3 separate regions of the Homo sapiens genome follow, and all the other regions are linked to region 1. A link is an interaction called in ENCODE POLR2A ChIA-PET data of the cell type or tissue named here. Cell type or tissue: PC-9. All regions are shown on one strand. Region 1 has its middle 65 kb from the start of ZNF133. Region 2 overlaps ZNF133 (zinc finger protein 133). Region 3 overlaps KAT14 (lysine acetyltransferase 14).

Region 1 (2,500 bases):
AGGAAGAAAGGGCAGCTTTTGCTTATGGAAGAATTATAATTAATATGTGTAGAAGGAATGAGGAAAATAGAAAATCACTGAGAAAAGCACAGTAATAATTGTTGGACTCACCAATGAATTCTAAAAGTATTCAGCAAAAGTTTGAGGAAAAACAGGATATTTGCAGACTCAAGTGTGTTCCCCAAAATGTTTATTAATTACAAAGAGAAATATAGTAATTTCAGAGCAGACAAATCCAAGCAGATCAGGGAGACATGACTACAAAGTTTAGTTTACTTTATATAAAACAAATAGGTTAAAGAAATATCAGCAAACATTTTTGTCAGTTTTTCCCCAAATCAGATGTTTCACAGATGTGCCATCTGATTGTAGGGAGCACTTATAAGCCCCAAAAATATTGTACCAATGAGGTGAGTGATAATTCCCATTCTTACTGAATTTCTTCTTGCCTGCCGGCTGGCTTCTCTAAGGTTTAGCCAGTTTTTTATTTTATGCTGTGTAATTTCTCCTTTACATAGATTATATGGAAACATCTCCATACAGTGAAGAATCATAAATTCCTGTTTCAGTAAACTCCAAATTAATAACTTCTAAAGATTTTATTTACCTGACAATTGAATATAATTCAGCCTGATATTGACTTCATAAACATCATCATGGATAGTAGAGAAAACATGCTATCAGAGAAATTAAACTGTTTTCACAATCCTGGGTTTGAAGCTCACTGACCTGAGCAATTGCCTAGAAAATCTGAGATTCTAAATTTTAAATTTAATCAAATATTTTATGAAACCATAAGAACGCAAGAAAAAGGGGATACTGAGAAGCAAAAATCAAATGAAACAAAAAAAAGCAAATAGCAAAATAGCAGCAACTCAAACTATATTAATAATCACATCAAATATAAATGGACTAAATAGTCAAAAGGCAGAGATTATCAAACTAGTTATAAAAGTAAGAGCTAACTATATACTGTCTATTAGAGATGCAATTTAAGGTTAACCAACCCACATGGCTGAATGTCCTTACTTGGGAAAGAATATCCTAGAATGGCCACATCTTGGGAACTGAGGGACACATTATCAAAATTGAGCAGATTTCTGTAAAAGTAAAGGGATTCAAGGGAAGGGGACCTACACTTTACCTCTTGATGGGAGGAGAATCAAAAAATTTGTGGCCATTGAAAAAAACTGTTACAAGGGTAAAACTACCTATGTATACATTGGTTATGAGGATTAGAATTGAACGTAATGCATGTATTGGACACATGAACGAGAGGTTACTAGTATAATTATTATGGCTGTTAAAATAGTGAATGATTGGAATGCAGTCTGGTCAGGTTGTTTTTTTAGCTTTAACCATCAGAACTTCAATATCATGTGGCATCTCAGCAGGAGATGTTCAGTAGCTTATTGCCTTGGGTCAGGTGCCCCAGAAGCAGACTCTTAATTGCAGAGTTGAATGTAAGCGACTCATTAAGGACATGCTCACAGGAAGGCTGATGTGGAAGTAGGGATGGGCAAAGCAAATGTATGCTTTCAGGCAAAGTCCTGTGGCTCCAGCGTGATCCTACAGGGGAACTCAGGAGTGTGAGTTATGCCTCAGAGTTTCCCTGACTCCAAGCAAAGGAAGTGGGCTGTCACACGCCTGCATCCTTCAGACTTTGGCCATGAACTGCCCCAGATAGAGGATATAAACTCACAGGCACTTCTAGCAACCTGAGTGTGGAAAAAGTGGCTCCAGTAGCCCGAGAAAAGACTTCCAAGAAGAGTCTCTGGTGTGAGTCGTGGGGTGCATACTCAAGGGAGTACAGACAAAACAGTTAAAGGGATCTGCAAGGGTCTGGCCAGAGCCCTGGCAGTGTCTACTGCACTTATTAATATTTATTATGCTGAATAGACATTAGGTTGGAGACTCTCAGCTAACACCCAGCTTGCCTGCTACAGGGCAGGGTCTTCTTTCATGTTTGTTAGGAAAGAAATCTAACATCTTGACGGGCCACCATGTGTGAGGCCACACAATAAACAATTTAAAAAACACGACCTCATTCACTCTTTAGATGGCCTTAGGAAGAGAGTTTCATATCCTTCTTTGAAGGATGAAGAATGCTCTAGAGAGACTTAGGATCTTGCCCAACGTCAAGTAGATAATAAATGGCGAAGCTGAGATTTGTACGCATGTGTGTCTGGCTCCCTGGCTGTTTCCTGAGAACTTGCTTGGGAAATAGAAAACCTTTATGAAATCCTCAGAGACCCTGAAAATTGTCTTCTCAAAATAATTTTACAACAAACTACAGTGAACCTATGTCCATTGCTGCTGTGTTCATTTTCTAGAGCTGCCATAACAACAAACTGGGTGGCCGAAAACGATGGAAATTTGTTTTCTCACAGTTCTGGAGGCCAGGAGTCCAAAACCCAAGGTGTTGGCACAGCCGTGCTCCCTCTGAGGGTGCTAGGGAAGGAAATGCTCCAGGCCTCTCTCCCGGCTTCTGGAAGCCTTA
Region 2 (2,500 bases), 70 kb after region 1:
CCCAAAACTAATGTGTGCAACAAGAAACTCTGATTACCTTCCCTGAACATGTTCCACCCCAGTGGTATATAGACCATCCTTTCAAGAGTTTATCTTGGAGCAGAAGCATTTCAGCTCTTTCCTTCAGATTGCTTGGAGTCATCAAGGAGTCATCCTTGATCCTGTCTTGCTCTTATACCCTCATCCACACTACGGAAATCTGGACTCCGACAGTTTCCATGCCCTGCTGTTTCCACCATGGTCCAGGCCACCGTCTCATCTGGACGATCATAGCCTTTCAGTGATCTCTTTGTTTCTGCCTATGTCCCGCTAAGGTACATGAATCAGTGGAGCAAATAGAAGGAGATTTTAAATGTAAATCGAATCATGTCATGTGTTTGCTCAAAATCTTCCAGTGGCTTCTCATCCTAACCAAAGTCAAAACCAGTATCCTACAAAGCTAGGTCTGATGTCCCTACATTTACTCTTGGCCTTCATCTGTACCACACTATCTCAGTCACTCCACACCAGCCACAGTGAACTGTCCGTCCCTTGGCCATGCCAGCCTGATTCTTCCTTGCATCAGGGCCTTTGCACTGACTGTTCTCTTGCCCTAGATGTTCTTTTCAAAGTTATTCCCTGGGCTCTTCACATCCTTGAGATTTTTACTCAGTCACCTCAGAGATGCCTTCCCAAATCACCCTATCTAAAATTCTAAAACCTCACCCCACTTCTGTGACTATCCTTTCTCCTTCCCTGCTTTATTTCTCTTCATGCCACTCATCACTTTCTGATACAGTGTGTATTTTATTTATTCATGTAATTGGCCCATCTTTCTCCTCTAGACTTTCATGTCAGTGAGGGTAGATTTTTGTCTTTGTTCACTTCTGTATCCCCAGGGTTTAAAATAGTGCCTATCACACAGTAGGAGCATAATAAATACTTGCCAAATGAAGGCATAATCCATAGGAGTAATGGATGAGGCAGACTAGGATGTTGGGAAATGGTCTACAGAGACTGGCAGGAGGCTTTTGCCATTGTCCTGGTGCTCCAACTGGTGTAGGGGTGGGGAGGAATTGAGAGAGTTGGCAGAGGTGGAATCCATTTGCCTTGATAATTGGTTTGATATGGAAGGTAGAGAGAAGTAGTCATGGGACTGAGTAAGTGCCATGGATGACAGGAAGATGCTTCTGTTATCAGGTAAGCTGAAAGAGAGAGGGCGCAGTATGTCAATAACCAGCAAGGGTTCTGGTTATTGACTGCTACACAACAAACCACTCTAAAACTGAGTGGCTTAGGAGAGCAACTATGTTTTAATCTCCCACAGTTCTTTGGGTTTACCCAAAGCGGATGTGATCAGCTGAGATGTGAGTGATGCATCTTGCTATGGCTGCAGTCATTTGGGGACTCATTTGGGTTGGAACATGCAAGATGGTTCCGTCACACATTTGACATATTTTCGTGGGTTCCATCACATATTTTCGTGGGTTGGCTGGAAGGCTGGGGTCAGCTGGGACAGCAGGCCTCACTCTCTCCAGGTAGTGTAAGGGCTTCCAGCAGGATTGAACTCGTTACGTGGTACGTTAGAGCTCCCAAGAGTGAAAGCTGTCTGGCCTTCTTAGGACTTAAGCCTGTAACTGGCACAGTGTCACTTGTGTCAAATTTATTGGTTAAAGCAGGAACAAGGCCAAAATGGAAGAGCTCCCAATGTTTAAAGCTGGAATAATTATAACAGCAATATAAACAGTGATACTATTGTGTTATAACCCATAGGATAAGATATAAATCCATACTGATATAAATAAATAACTGAATATAAATAAATGGGGAGACAGAACAGCTCTGACAGAGGAATTCTAATTAATGGATTTAGAATGAAAGGGGGAAAAAGCTGGAATAATTTTAACAGCAAAATAAACAGTGATACTATTGTATTATAACCCATAGGATAAGATATAAATCCATATTGATATAAGTAAATAACTGGATACAAATAAATGGGGAGACAGAACAGCTTTGACAGAAGAATTCTAATTAATGGATTTAGAATGAAAGGGGGAAAAAGAACTTTGTCATTTGGTAAACAGCACAGTAATAACTATTGCAGATAGGTTCCACAGATATATGCTAAAATTAGTGGCTGAAAGTTTGAAGAGAAATAGGATATTTGTATAATCTCAAAGTATCTCCCTCAAGATATTTATTAATTATAAAGGGAAATGTAGTGACTTTACAATGGAGAAGCTCAGAAGACACCCCCTTAACCAAGTGATCAAGATCAAGGTTAATATCGCCAGTAAAAAGACATAACAATATCATGAACTCATTGATATGTTGAAGGACACAGCATCACATCTGAGGTATTCTAACCAGAAGTGAAAAACTCGTTCTAATCATGAAAAAACATCGGACAAACCAAAACTGAGGGATACCCTTCAAAAGCGCCAAGTTCGTGAAAGATGAGAAAAGACAGAGGATCTGTCACAGATTGGAGGAGGTTAAAGATCCATGACAACTAAAG
Region 3 (2,500 bases), 78 kb before region 1:
CTCCTGCCTCGGCCTCCCGAGTAGCTGGGATTACAGGCATGCGCCACCATGCCCGGCCAATTTTGTATTTTTAGTAGAGATGAGGTTTCTTCTCCATGTTGGTCAGGCTGGTCTCAAACTCCCAACCTCAGGTGATCCATCCGCCTCGGCCTCCCAAAGTGCTGGGATTACAGGCATGTGCTACTGTGCTCGGCCCTGATCTTGAGATTTTCAATGGCCAGCTTCCTGGCACCTGAGGAGTATGGCTTGCCAGCCATCATATGGTTTATACCGAAACAGGATTTTCCCATTAGGCAAGAGACTAGTAAAGATATAGGTACTTGAGGAATGCCTTTGTGTAATATAATTTGTAACCAAGTCAGAGAAATACATATATAACTGTGAAGAGGGTCATTTTCTGGCATGTGGAAATGTTTTTCTTAAAATGGGTTCAACTTCAAATTTAGTCACTGTTAACAAATTAATAGTAACATTTTCACAGGAAATGCAGAATTTACTAGTTAGCTGGTTTTTGCTTCTGAGCGGTCTCTGTTATTGATTTCAGGTTCTGCCTGAATTCTCAGTGGCTTTCCCTTTGTCCTGTTGAGGACAAATTTTAAGCTACCCTTTGTGGTCAGGACCCTGCTAACTGTAGTTTCTTTGATTCCCACACAACTTTGCAGTTAGGGTGAACTTATTCTTCACAAACAATTCTTATCCTTAGGGCTTTGCACAGTTTTTTTCTTCTGGAATATGCATCTCCACAGCCTCCATTCTCCCTATACACAAAGAGACCCCTTTTCACCTGGCCAATTTCTAATCCTAAGCCTCCCCCTAATATAGGTTGGGCCTCCTTTTATTTACCCTCACACTGCCCTGTGGTACACAGCACATTCCATTCCTTATGTGTCACAGAGCATCAGCATCACCTGAGGGACTAAGAAATGTAACTCCTAGGCTCTGCTTCAGAAATTGATGCATTTTATCTGGGCTAGAATCAAGCATATTTAGAAAACCAAGAACAACTTGGGTGATTCCAATGCACTGTGAGCATGGAGAACCACTGTGTTGTTGTGATCACCTGTTTTCTATGCAGCCCTCAGGGAAGTGCAAACCTGTGAGATCAGGCACCATTATCTGTCTTGGACTTTGTATTCCCAGTTCCTAGCCCAGTGCCTGGTATGCAGAGGGAGCTCATATTTTTTGAAAGAATGTGTGAAGAGACCTGCCTCTGGGAGTCAGGAATGTGACAATTGGGAAATCCAGCAACAATACCTGCTTTTCCAGTACCTTTCTCCTAAAAGTTACTGGATCCTACAGATCTTAGTGGGCGTATACTTGGTGTTAGAAGAATAGAAATCTTTCTAATTCCCTTCCTTTTCCCCATTTTGCAATTGTGGGTTGGCTGAAGAAAAGAAGACAACATGGGAAAGGAAAATCTGGGTGATAAACGGATTAAACCTTTAGGTTACCGCTGCTCTAGATAAACCCATGATGTGACTTTTTGTTTTTCTCCTAGGTCAGCTGAGGGAACAGCTCAGTTACCTTAAGGGTGATAATTTTTTTAGGTTTACTTGTTCGGATTGCTCAGCAGATGGCAAGGAGCAGTATGAAAGGCTGAAGCTGACATGGCAGCAAGTGAGTAAAAAGCCCTTCCCCAAATCCATGAGGGTGGTTCCCCCAGGAGTTTGTTGGAACGAATATCTAGAAACTTAGGGATGAGCTTTTGAGTTGTTTGGAGGGGCACTTTTTATTTCGCAATGAAATTAGATACCGAATATGTGGAGAAGGGAGTGAAAAATACTCGCTGTAATCCCAGCACTCTGGGAGGCCAAGGCGGGCAGATCACCTGAGGTCAGGACTTCGAGACCAGCCTGGCCAACATGGTGAAACCCCATTTCCATTGAAAATACAAAAATTAGCTGGCTATGGTGGTGGGCCCCTGTAATCCCAACTACCTGGGAGACTGAGGCAGGAGAATCGCTTGAACCTGGGAGGCGGAGGCTGCAGTGAGCCCACACCGTGCCACTGTACTCCAGCTTGGGCGACAAAGTGTGACTCCTTTTCAAAAAAAAAAAAATATATTCACTGCTGACTTGGTGAATTGGGCTTGAGAGGCTTGAGAATCTCATGATTTCTTTTATATGTGATACCAAGCTCTGATTATAATTGAAAATGAAATTCTCATTTTCCTGGCAGCCATTTTAAGAACAATAAAACTATTTTTTTAAAGTGGAAAGATGGCTATGTTGAAAATAGATTTGGAAGAAGGAAGGTGACTGATTGCAAAAACCAACATAACCCAGCTTTTCTGCATTTGAACTCGGAGATGTTTGAATTTTTGTTTGCTGAAATACTTGTTCCTTTTTAACTGTCTCTAATATCAGCACCCTAATCTAAGTCAGCTGTATCCTAAACAATAGCTTTTTGCTGATCTCCAGGTTGTATTAAATTGTTTTAGTTTTGTTTCTATGTCAATATGTTAATGTATAATATGAATAATAAGGCATCAGTGTATACT

The links. ChIA-PET counts read pairs that join two places held together with the same protein. Peaks named below come from ENCODE experiments on the same cell type or tissue, not always from the same donor. Only the 100,000 strongest peaks of a DNase experiment are listed, where the experiment ranks them.
Region 2: POLR2A ChIA-PET joins it to region 1 with 5 read pairs; 4 of 35 experiments call an interaction of 5 or more read pairs at or near these places.
Region 3: POLR2A ChIA-PET joins it to region 1 with 9 read pairs; 3 of 35 experiments call an interaction of 5 or more read pairs at or near these places.

The regions. Positions count from the first base shown.
Region 1 is chr20:18,222,021-18,224,520 of GRCh38, forward strand. No RefSeq gene overlaps it. Among named protein-coding and RNA genes, the nearest start is that of ZNF133, 65 kb to the right of the region's middle. In PC-9, no CTCF peak of the experiment used is centred here; a DNase peak (open chromatin) is centred at 1,451; H3K27ac peaks cover 913 bases.
Region 2 is chr20:18,291,890-18,294,389 of GRCh38, forward strand. All of the region lies in intron 1 of ZNF133 (zinc finger protein 133), which reads left to right. Among named protein-coding and RNA genes, the nearest start is that of ZNF133, 4.6 kb to the left of the region's middle. In PC-9, no CTCF peak of the experiment used is centred here; no DNase peak of the experiment used is centred here.
Region 3 is chr20:18,143,735-18,146,234 of GRCh38, forward strand. KAT14 (lysine acetyltransferase 14) reads left to right here. Exons shown (of 11, transcript NM_001392073.1): 3 at 1,499-1,617. Among named protein-coding and RNA genes, the nearest start is that of PET117, 7.1 kb to the left of the region's middle. In PC-9, no CTCF peak of the experiment used is centred here; DNase peaks (open chromatin) are centred at 457, 897 and 1,247; H3K4me3 peaks cover 2,025 bases; H3K27ac peaks cover 2,500 bases.